Regions from separate parts of the Homo sapiens genome. Here all the other regions are linked to region 2. The links are chromatin contacts, found by Hi-C or POLR2A ChIA-PET in ENCODE. All regions are on one chromosome and are shown on one strand. The core of a region is the stretch at or near the end of the contact, and the rest is flanking DNA. Distances in the headings are between cores, read along the strand shown. Region 1 overlaps DNAH8 (dynein axonemal heavy chain 8). Region 2 overlaps GLP1R (glucagon like peptide 1 receptor). Region 3 holds the start of KCNK5 (potassium two pore domain channel subfamily K member 5).

Evidence for each region. Hi-C counts contacts between places; a loop is a spot of excess contacts on that map. ChIA-PET counts read pairs that join two places held with the same protein, here RNA polymerase II (POLR2A). Pooled maps may share reads with other maps.
Region 1: a map of Right ventricle myocardium inferior shows a loop between it and region 2 (6-fold over the local background). The contact joins two enhancer-like sites. A Hi-C loop is called at or near these places in 3 of 168 maps with a recorded cell type or tissue (Caco-2, Right ventricle myocardium inferior and mammary epithelial cell), 2 of 37 single-sample maps with no recorded cell type and 11 of 50 pooled maps. POLR2A ChIA-PET finds 5 or more read pairs at or near these places in 4 of 52 experiments (WTC11, activated CD8-positive, alpha-beta memory T cell, activated T-cell and 1 more).
Region 3: a loop to region 2 is called in a pooled map, with 3 times the contacts of the local background. The contact joins the promoter of KCNK5 here to the enhancer-like site in region 2. A Hi-C loop is called at or near these places in 5 of 50 pooled maps. POLR2A ChIA-PET finds 5 or more read pairs at or near these places in 3 of 52 experiments (H1, PC-9 and naive thymus-derived CD4-positive, alpha-beta T cell).

The regions. Positions count from the first base shown.
Region 1 is chr6:38,875,026-38,878,590 of GRCh38, reverse strand. DNAH8 (dynein axonemal heavy chain 8) reads right to left here. Exons shown (of 93, transcript NM_001206927.2): 53 at 2,763-3,000. Among named protein-coding and RNA genes, the nearest start is that of DNAH8-AS1, 76 kb to the left of the region's middle. Within about 2 kb of position 1,975, at least 2 of the 41 ENCODE cell types and tissues checked have a DNase peak (open chromatin) inside an H3K27ac peak, as active enhancers do.
Region 2 is chr6:39,087,104-39,091,110 of GRCh38, reverse strand. GLP1R (glucagon like peptide 1 receptor) reads right to left here. Exons shown (of 13, transcript NM_002062.5): 13 at 1-4,007. Among named protein-coding and RNA genes, the nearest start is that of MIR9983, 15 kb to the right of the region's middle. RefSeq lists an enhancer at 1,978-3,284. Within about 2 kb of position 2,615, at least 2 of the 41 ENCODE cell types and tissues checked have a DNase peak (open chromatin) inside an H3K27ac peak, as active enhancers do.
Region 3 is chr6:39,227,429-39,230,908 of GRCh38, reverse strand. It overlaps KCNK5 (potassium two pore domain channel subfamily K member 5), which reads left to right and starts at 1,434. Exons shown (of 5, transcript NM_003740.4): 1 at 1,434-1,983. The coding sequence starts at 1,798. RefSeq lists an enhancer at 129-856 and silencers at 1,144-1,493, 1,594-1,673, 2,687-2,756.

The sequences.
Region 1 (3,565 bases), core at 726-3,225, 210 kb after region 2:
TGTTCTGATGTCTCTAATAAGAGATTTATTCTTTTTATTGATCTTTTCAGATCCATCTTTTTGTTTCATTGATTTTTTTCTGTTGCTGTTCTATTTTTTGTTTCATTGATTTCTGCTTTGATCATGGTTCTTTCTTCTGCTTACTTTGGGTTTAATTTGCTTTTCTTTTCCTAACTTATTAAGGAAGAAGTTGAAATCATTGTTTTGAGACCTTTCTTCTTTTCTAGTAAAGACATAAAGTGCTGTAAAGTCTCCCTATCGAGAATTGTTATATGACCCAGAATATCTTGGTAAGTGTTTTCCGTGCACTGGAAAAAAATGTATATTCTGCTGTTTTGGGCTGAAGCATTCTATAATTTTGAATTCAGGGTATTGATAGTGTTGTTAAAGTCTTCCATATATTTACTAATTTTGTCTATTTGTTCTATCAATTATTCAAAATATTGACACCTTTAGTATAACTGTGGATTTGTCTTTCTGTTTCTGTTGTTCTCTGACACTTCCTCCTTGTGCAGATTTCTCCTCTCTGGTGCTCTGCCCTGCAAATTCCAGCCACCTTGGCCTCTCCCAAATCAACCTCTGCCTTCTCATTTGGTGAGACAGCCAATTCTATTTGATCTTCCCCTCCCTGAGCTGCTTCTAGAAACTGCATCCATGCAATAAACTAATGCAATCACCTTGTTTCACTTCCCTCGGTGATTTCAGTCCAGTAGTGCCTATTGTCCAATCTCTGAAAAAAAACCGTCTTACACATTTTGTCCAGTTTTCTATATTTTTAATATAAGAGGTTAAACCCAGTCCCCATTACTCCATCTTCGCTGGAAGCATAAGTCTCCTTACTTCATTTTAAATCTATGAATGAAGTCTTCTCCAAAGATGTTAATGTCCATAAAAAAATTAAAAGGATGGATGAAGAATGAGTTAAGAAAGGGCTGGCTAGAAGTCAGCTGAGTGGACATGTTAGGGCCCTAAATAACCACTAAGTGCATAATATCTTAGTTCATTTCGTGGCCACAAAGGCTCGGGCAAATAAATTTCGTCAAAAGTAGTTACTTAGGATGGCAAGACTGAATGCCTGCAACCCCTCAATATTTTAGTCAACAGACCACTTCAGGACCACCTTGAAGAAGGAATATGAGTCTAGATTGTTGTCAACCTTTTGTTAACATCTCCATTAAAAATAAGAAAACATCATTGTCTAAACTTACAGAACCAGTCCTAGCTACTTGGAAGAAAATGTCACAAACATCACTGGACTGCTCTTTAAGAAATGTGGCAATACATATTTTTGATGGCACAGAGGAAGGTAATTATTTTATTGGCTTCCTTATTAGATGCCATCTCAATCCCCTAACCAAGGCTCTGCCATGGTTGGAAAATTGCTGCTGATGAATTTCACTCTCTGAGTAACTTGGGGCCCGGCCTCTGAATAAGGACAAGGCACTCAGAGGGAGGCAATCTGAACCTTTAAACATCATAGAACTCCGGCTGCTCAGAAAGCAGCGCTGTGGAGGAGCTTGGCTCTGGATTCTAAGGGAGTGCATATCTAGATTTAAAGATTCCTTTGTTAGTTTGCATTTTGAGTTAGAGTGCCCTTTTGCCATCTCAAACCTTTAGCAGCATCTAACACATGTAATACAATTATTGGCCTTTCTGGTTAAAGATGGCCCACTGAAAAAATTTATTTATCTCAGTCCCTTTCAAACACAAATTTCCACTTAATCCCCAGTTTTGGTATGATTCTCCCACTCTTAAATGTGCCTGGTGTCCCCAAGTCTAGGAAACCCTCTATTTTACACGATTCAAACAGTAACTCTTTAGTCTTGCCAGTGTGGGGAAGGCCGATTGTCTGGCAGCAGGGCTTTGGAAAGCGGCCCAGGAGGTCTTTTTCTCAAACAGACTTATAACCAGCCCTGTGGTTTTTAGCTCAACTTTTGCCCCAGTTTCCACTTCCTGAGCCCTTTGAATGTCCTGTGACGTGCGCTTCTCAATTACTTCTCAGCTCTTCCCACTGCCAGTGTGCTAAATCGACTGCCGCTTACCTTACTGCTTTCTTGCTTTCAAAATTTGGCTATTGCTGTCTACTCTCCTGCTCCAGTTGTCCTTCAGTTTATTCATTAAAACAAACAAACAAAAGACTATTGCTGTTTTTGAGTTTTTAGGAAGAACCAGAGGTAATTAGAGTTTTTAGGAAGCATATTTTTCCTCTTTGGAACTTTGAAGAATCAGGGCCTGGGCTCTGGATGAAAGCACCAAGTTCAAAGGCATTTCTTTTAAGGAGCAGTGAGCTGGGCCCGGCCATACATGGAAGGCTGGGGGGCTAAGGTGACAGCGCTGGACCTTGAGGAATCTGCTACGTTCATTCTCTACTCATTCTGGCATTCCCAACAGGGGAATTGTGGGGCTGATCCGTTATGTGTATTAGCATGCTTTGCATCATGAAGAATCTGTGTTCTCCACGCTGCTACCTTTCCTATTCCAGCATTAGAAAGTAGATGTTGTACAAGGTATTACTAACTTATTTATGCCAGATTTTACTGAGCCCACTCCAAAAGGAGAAGTCAAGAGTCTCAATATCAGTTTCGGGCACAATTCATATGCAAAATTCCACTCTCTTTCAAATACATGCTCTTTTCAAAATGGTATTAACAATTATGTTTTCATAATTGTTTTAATATTCTCTCATAGAAGAGTTTATGAAAGCTTATATTTTCTCATTTGAAAAAAGTCATTTCATTTAAGGTATAGTTCAGTGGGCTTACCATAATCAGTAACATAAAACTCATACATGGTTTGATTTGAGCCTTTAGGTATTTCTGGTAAGTCCAACTTGCTTTCATGCTGCCGTAAGAAGGCTTCAAGCTTTTCTCTGCTTTCTAATTCCAGAAGGGCTCCTAAACTCCACATTAGGCCAAACACAAATAATTTATGAAGATGTTCGACACAGGAAACACCGCCTTCTTCTTTGGAGGGAATTAACCCTTCCAGAAGATTGAGAGACTGAAAATGTTTCAAATAAAATAAATTTTTAAATTAAAATTTTGAAAATAAAAAATTGTAAATAATAGTAAAATTAAAAGGAGGAAGGAAGAGAGAAGAAAAATAGATATATCTCAAGCTATTGCTTGATCACCGTCCTACAGCCAACAGCACGTAGAAGAAAGGCTATCCTGTTTTAGACAGGCAGCATGGTCTAGCAGAAAGGATGCTGAACTGAAAATCTGCTCCTGTGGTTTCAACCCTCAGCTCATCCCACTGACCTCTCTGAGTCTCAATTTCCTACTGGGAAAGCAAAAGGCCTAGACTCGATGTAAGCAGCTAAGGTAGCTACTGGTTCTAAAGTTAAGTTATCTAAATTTTCCAGATCAAAGATTCTATTTCTTTGTAAAATTTTGCAGGACTTAGCAAACTGTGGCCCTAGAGGCTGGCCACCTGTTTGGTAAATAAAGTTTTACTGGAACACACACACAGTCACACTCATTCACCTATGCATTGTCTCTAGCTGCTTTTGTGCTACAACAGCAAAGCTGAGTGGTTGAGACAGAGAGTTGTGCAAAGCCTAAAA
Region 2 (4,007 bases), core at 1,366-3,865:
CCCCCAAGAGCACTGAAGATAGAAATCTATCTTTGTCCCTCCTGAGAGCTTGGCTTACCTCTCTGTTGGTGCATTTAAAGGTTTGCATCAAATCCCTCCAGAACCGATGGGATGCTGGAGTTGGTCTGCTTTGAGGATGGGATGATTATTTTAGTGGAGTAGCTTAGAACTGCAGGTTTGGAGGTAAAGTGTAAACTGTTTGGCAAGATCAAGCACTGGCTGTCTGGGGTGAATTTTGCCCTTCCCTCAATGCCCCCGTTGGCTCCCCTGCAAAGAACTCAACTTTTTATATGTTTCAAATTGTGGTGAGAGCTCTTTTCTCACCACATCTAAACATTCTCATTTAGATATGTTTTTCTTGTCCTGAATTGCTTTGACACAGCAATAATTAGTCATGCTACATTGTCTAGGCTGGCTAATTACTGATAGTTTGGCAGGCCCCGTCAGAAAGGTTGCACCACCCAATGTAAGTTAGGATCCAAGCTGGTGGCTGCCCTGCTCCTCATCACATCCAAATGTAGAATGAGGTGCGTCCTTTTCAGCCCTGACAGCACCTCACTCTCAGCTGCACCCCCAAATTGGTCACAGCTGAAAGAACAGCATTCACAGTATGGCCAGCAGGGTCACCTATTCCTGAGGCAGCTGTCGGGGAGGAGGAGTGCAGGGAGGGAAGTTGGATGCATCGGGGAAAAATGGAGCCACTGCTAGACAAGGTCCTGGAAAATAGGCTAAAATGGCCAAAGAAGAGAGAAAACTCTCTCCTCTGAGAGATTCAGATACATATATATTCCAAGAGACTTGGGGAGTTATTGGAAAACAATTATGCTTATCTGCTTCCTGCCAGTCTGTATTCCTTGACAGAGCGGAAGTACTTATAGATACTGCAGACACACTGTGGCACTAAGTAAAGTGTTTGAAATTATACTGCTTAATAATGCTTCCTGTCTCGGCCCTCTGCAGACCCAGAGAGCTGATCTGGGCCAGCAGGTAACTGTAGGGGCATGGGAATGTGGTTGGCATAAGTTTCTCACTTGGGCGATTTTCTTTCCCAGGGGAACTCATTCCAGCCACAAAAGAGGGAAAAAATGTTAAGAGTTGATCCTAATTTGGTTTCTGCTGAATGTTTAGCACGTCATTCACACAGGTGTCTTTGCAGAGTAAGCCTCTGTATTTTATTTGAGAATTTTTATAGTTTGCCTCGTAGGAGCCAAAAGCAGGGTAAGCACTGTAGATTAGAATCAATTCAACAGAGGGAAAATAAACCTTTGGAATAGATTTTGCCTTCCCTGAGCACGTCGCAGGCATTAGCAAATAATGGGAGCCCTGTCTGCGCATGGAGAGGAAGCATCTACCACTTAGACTCCCAGCCTCGGGTGTGCGGTCCTATGACCTGCACAGCGGGTGTGATGATTCTGGAGTCATCATCTCCTAACTTTATGCTGCTATGCACAGAAGAAACATGCACACACACATGCACACACATACACACACACACGCCCACATGCAATGTTCTTTCCTTGCGGAAGAAAGAAATGGGAGGGACTGAGGAGGGGAGGTCTCCTGACTGTGAGCTGCTGGATAGTACACAGCCAACCCTGATGAGAGTGGCCAAGACCTTCAGAGCATGGAAGGGAGTTGACTCCATTTGCCCTTTGTGGTGCTGTGCCATCTTTGCTAGGCTACAGTTGCCGTTTGCTAGCTGTCTCCAAATTCAGAGGTTCTAAAGAGGTAAAGGGGAGGTTCAAGACCTTTTAGGTTATTTTAGTACACTCTGTGTGACTATCAATACAACTTTTCAAACACATAGAGAGGCATCAGAAAAAAAAATTAAGCCAATCCATTAAAAGAGTGCTGGAATTGCCATCCAAAATGGCTTATGTGCTGTTTCTATGTATATGTGTGCCCTGATGCATTTCATTTCTTAAGTTTAAGACAAGGATGAATGAAGTACCAGTGTAAAAATAGGAAAGCACATCCTTCCCCTCCTCTCACCAGTATAAATTACAAAGGAGATGACACTTTCACCATCTGATGAGTCTACCTTTGCTGCTGTATTTCCTCTTCAGTAGAAATTCCAGATAACACCACTGACTTTTACTCAGAGTATCTTGAACAGCTATTTATAGTTTTCACCTATCCTTCCCAGAGGCCTCACTAGACTGAGAGAAAAGGGCTTGTCTGGGTCCTGGCCCAGCTCAACCACCCTCTAGTGTTGTGACCTTGGGCAAGCCACCTCTACAAGCCTCATTCCTCAATCCTATAGATCGGGCCAGGGGGGATCACCAAGGTCTTTCTCTGCTCAGAGCTCTCCCAGAGCTCCAACGATGTGGTCTACAGCATGAGGCACGCTAAGACCATAAAAAATCATCTCTGCAATCCAGAAGCTCATTTTAAAGGGAAGGAACTTTGCAATATAAGTGTTTTGTTTCAGTTCTGCGATTCAGCTGCTTGAAAGACTGAAATGGCAAAGAAAAATTGACAAAATGCAAGCCACTAACAAGTTTGAGGAAGCTGGCCAGAGTGCTGAAGTCAGCTGCTGTTCACAACAGACATCAGACCTTGTGGCTACAAAGCTCAAACAAAAGCAGCGCCTACACCCTGCTGGTCAGCAATAGTACCCCAGGACAGAGGCAGCCGAGAGTTCTCAGCAAGTTCCAGGCGTATGGCATTAGGCATCAGGCATGTAAACAGCTGCTGGAATTTCAGAGTACATTGCATTCAATAGTTCCCAGACCTGTTGGAGCCATATTTAGCTTAGGAAAGCTTGGAAAGAGTGCAGTGCCATTTGAATGACTATTAATAGCTTCGGGGGGCCGGGGGAGCGGGGGTTGGAGCAAAGAAAAGATTTCTTCAGTTCGGTATCTTGTATGTATTCATGAAGGAAAAACTTCCTCCGTGTTAAAAGACTTGGGTGTAGGGGTCTGATGAGCCTTCTGAAATCAGGAATCACCAGTTCTCGTTGGGAAGACAACTCTACTTACAGTTTAAACTAAATGATTTGAGCTTCCCAGGTGCCTAACTAAGCAACTTCTTCCCTACAATCCCTCTCCTCAGCAATTTATTTCACACAGATTATATCAATCTGTTTCTTTGTTGCTATGTAATGTAATAATGATTCTCAAAATCCTCAGTTTATCCAAAACTTAAACACTTGCACCAGCACTGTTTCCCACATCAACCCACTGGTGCCCACGCTTACGAAGAGACAGCAAATAAGGGGTGCCTTTGGGAAGCCTGCCCTTGTTCTGGGGAAGCAGGAACGCCCCCCTGCCCATATTGTCTCAGTCAAGGCAGCCATCCACACAATTCCTTTCTTTAGCCCGAGGTTCAACTTGCCTATTAACATAGACAACACTTCACTGAAGCTGAAGTATAAGAAATTTTCTACTTGATGTGTTTTATATCCTATTATTTTCCTTGCACATCACATGCCTCTCTGAGGGGCACAGGAGAATGTGTCTGGGGAAAGGTTTTGGGGAGGGTTCCCACCATTTAAAAGGGAGAGAGAGACTGACTCATAAAGGAATCCGTCGGAACCCTCTGCTCTCCCCGGAGGTCCTGACTCCCAAGAGCGAGCTCTCTCTTGCTCCAGAAACTTCTTTTGCAGCCACGAACTCCTTGCCAGCCTCTCTAGGATAGCCATGTGTCTGGCTATCTGCAGTGCTGCTGTGTGTCACCATGGCTTGGGGCTTCCTCACCATGGCTGGGGGCAGGATTGATAGGTTTCCCCGTCCAGTCTTTCTGCTGTTCATTATTTGTGGGGGAGGCTGCAGGCAGGGCAAACCTTAATTAGCTCCAAGTGTGAGTGGGTCAAATCAATTACTACTGCACTCTCCCAAACAACATCACTACAACCATGATTTCGCTCATTTCCACTAGATGGGAGAAGTCAGAATTGCCCATTGTGCACACAGACTATTCACAGCAATAAAGAAAAGTGAGTGAAGTATATACAAGCTCCCAAGTGGGGGAATTTCAAAGGCAGGGGGAGCCTGCCTCCATGGTGC
Region 3 (3,480 bases), core at 185-2,684, 140 kb before region 2:
GTGGGTCGAATGACAGGGCCTGCTTATGATGCATGGAAGGGATTCAGTACTTCCTGGGGTTTACAAGAGCTCAGAGAATGGCAGCAAGGCGAGTTAGAAACATCCTGGGCACCTGTTTTTAACAAATTCATTCACTCCTTCATTGCACACATGGTTATTGAGTGTCTGCTATGTATGTAACAAGCACTGTGGATACATCATTACACAAGACAGATTCTCCATCTCCCCAGCAGACATTTCCGTGTGTGTGTGTGTGTGTGTGTGTGTGTGTGTGTGTCTGTGTGTGTGTGGCGGGGAGAGGGCACAATACAGAGTAAACAATAAATAAAGTTATATAATATAGCAGAGGGAATTTAGTACTAGGAAGGACATAAAGCCAACGAGGGAGATAAGGTGGCGGGGGTGGAATTTTAAATCAGCTGGAGCATATGTATGAAAGTGGGCCGGGCGCGGTGGCTCACGCCTGTAATCCCAGCACTTTGGGAGGCTGAGGCGGGCGGATCACCTGAGGTCAGGAATTGAGACCAGCCTGGCCAACACGGTGAAACCCCGTCTCTACTAAAAATACAAAAATTAGCTGGGCGTGATGGCGTGCGCCTGTAGTCCCAGCTTCTTGAGAGGCTGAGGCAGAAGAACTGCTTGAACTCGGGAGGCGGGGGTTGCAGTGAGCCGAGATAGTGCCACTGCACTCCAGCCTGGCGACAGAGTGAGACTCCGTCTGAAAGAAAAGAGGAAAGGAGAGGAAAGGAGAAGAGAAAAGAAAAGAGAAAAGAAAAAAAGAAAAGAGGCCAAGTGTTTCCCGTAGAGATACTGTGTATTGGGGGGGCGCACAGGGGTGCCACGAATTGAGCTGCCCACTCCTTCCAGATGCAGGGTTCTCACCCGGGTAGGTGAGAACGGGGTGAGGGGGAGGAATCACGCGTGGGTGGCTGGATTAGTTCCTGATGTCCTCTGATTCCCTACAGCTTCTTCAGCCCCGTTCTAACCCCCTTCCTCAGGCTTACAAGAAAGTGTGTGGAAGAGAGACACGGAGAGACTGAGCATTAGACTTTTTTGGAAGAAACATCAGTAAATGAAAATGGAATTACAATAAAAATAACAAAAGCAATAAACTCCTGACCTCAGTCACAATCATTTTAGTTAACACGCCAGTCCTAATAACAAACACGAGTCCCTGAGACCGCAACCCCTCGGGCACCGCAGGGCGTGCAGGTCTGGGCGGGCGGCGCAGCCTCCCCTGGCGGCTGACCCTGGGAGCGCGGGGAGCGCCAAGCCTCTTCTAGCGCTCACCTCGCGCTCACTCCTGCGCTCGCCGGGCTGCTTGTGCGGGGAAGGGGCGGGGCCCGCCTGGGCTCCTCCCCGGTCGGAGCCCGGAGCAAGGGGGCAGAGCGCGCCGGGCGCTGGTTAAAGAGGCGTGCGGAGGCGGGCGCGGCGCATACTGCTAGTGGCGCGCGGAGGAGCGACGCGTGGAGAAGCGGCCCACGTGTCTGCCCAGAGTCAAGTCCTGTGTTCTTCCCGCTCCTTACGCATCCGCGGTCCAGGGCGCCCTTTCAGCCCCGCTGGTGTTCGCCCACCCCGGGCCGCGTGAGTGGGGCCCCACGCAGCTCCCCGCACTCCGTGGGCCAACTTGGCCAAGCAACTCTGTCCGGGGAGCGGTGCTTGCGGGGGGTGAGTACCGGGCACTGCGCATGCGGAGCTCCAAATTCAAACAGCTGTTTTCAGAGGCTGGAGGGCGGGCGGACTGGTAGCAGCTGGGGCTAGGAGAGGCTTTCTCTAGGAGGCGGCCGCTCGGGAGCCATGGTGGACCGGGGCCCTCTGCTCACCTCGGCCATCATCTTCTACCTGGCCATCGGGGCGGCGATCTTCGAAGTGCTGGAGGAGCCACACTGGAAGGAGGCCAAGAAAAACTACTACACACAGAAGCTGCATCTGCTCAAGGAGTTCCCGTGCCTGGGTCAGGAGGGCCTGGACAAGATCCTAGAGGTCAGTCGCCGCCTGTACCCCCATATACATCTGAAGCTGGCTTGAGCTTTAGGGGGCGCTGAAAGGAAGACCCCTTCACAGCTTTGGGTGACCCTCAGTCCCTGTGGAAGGTCCAGGGGGTGATGAGAGAGCGTGTCTCATCATGGGTCAGGCTTCGAGGATCTGTCGCTCACCCGAGGGACACAGGGGTCCCCCAGGCGCGGAGACTCTTTGGAACTTAGTTTGGCCGGAGACAAATTGGAGTTGATTCCCGGGTGAACTAGGCTCCACGGTGTTTCAGTGTGGGTGTGACGGTACCTCCCTCCTTGGGAAGAGGCTGTGGGACGGATAAAGGCGTTTATCTTTCCCTGGAGACGCTCCCGGAGTCTGGGAGCCAAGCCTGGTGCCATCCCCTCGTGTCTCCACCTCCCCGCTCCAGGGCCAGTGCCACGCCTGCCAGGCTTTTCTTAAGGAACGTGAACCCGGCAGAGTGGCGGGAGGGTCCCTCAGCCCGAGCCTGGGCAAAATCTTCCGCCCCCAGCAGAGTTCCGGAGAGGAGCTGGAGGCTCTGTGGGGCCCGAACCCACGGGATGAGGGCTGGTGCCTGGAATGCTGGGGACGCGCTCAGGCTTCCGGGAAGGCTTATCTCGCGGAGACATCCTTCAAGGGCTTGGAGTAAAACTTTGTGAAAGTAGCAGGTTGCACAAACGAATAATACCCGCGTAGTCCCTTTATGATGGGGGAGGAGAGTGTGTGCGGAATTGGGGTGGGTGGGGGACTTCCCTCCGTGCTGACATTGGGAACCGCTTATTTTCTGGTGCACAGCCCGATGGGTGGCATTGACCTCACTTTGGATAAACGGGCTGCCTATCCTGGCTGAGACCTTGGGGCCCATTTGGGGACCGAGGCCCTCTACCCCAGTTTCTCGAGGGCTCAGCTTCAACCATCAACTCTTCTTGGCCTGCTCCCCCAGTGGAATGACCAGGACCTGGGTGAAAGTTCTAGATTGCAGCAGGTAGGGAGTAGGGGTAGATTGTCCAGGGTGTTACCTTGCTCTCAGGGTGAAAGATGCCAGAAAGGAGGTCTGATGAGAAGCAACGTTTAGTCTACAGCAGCACCTCAATACTTTATGCCTATCTAGTCGTCGCTCATTTTCCAGCCTCCGTTTCCCCATGTGAGAAACGGGAATGAGCCCATCCTCATTCCTTATTTCTGCCACGGACTGTTAGGTTGGAAGCATTTGGAAAACATCAAAATCTTGTCCCCAGATTGATGGACATCACACAGATAAGCATATACGTATTTGCTGGCAGCCGTGTGTGGGGAGACTTGTCCTCCAAGGGGTCCTGTAGAAGGGGAGGTTTAGTCTAGCAGGCTTAGTGTTGGATTTTAGTGGAGAGTCTCTTGCCCTGTAGCAGTTTCCCGGGTAGAGGCAGATGGGAGGTGATGGTGGGGAGGATAAGCTTCAGTAGATGGTTGGTTGGTTTACCTCCTAACAGCAAGAGTCCTGGCATGAAG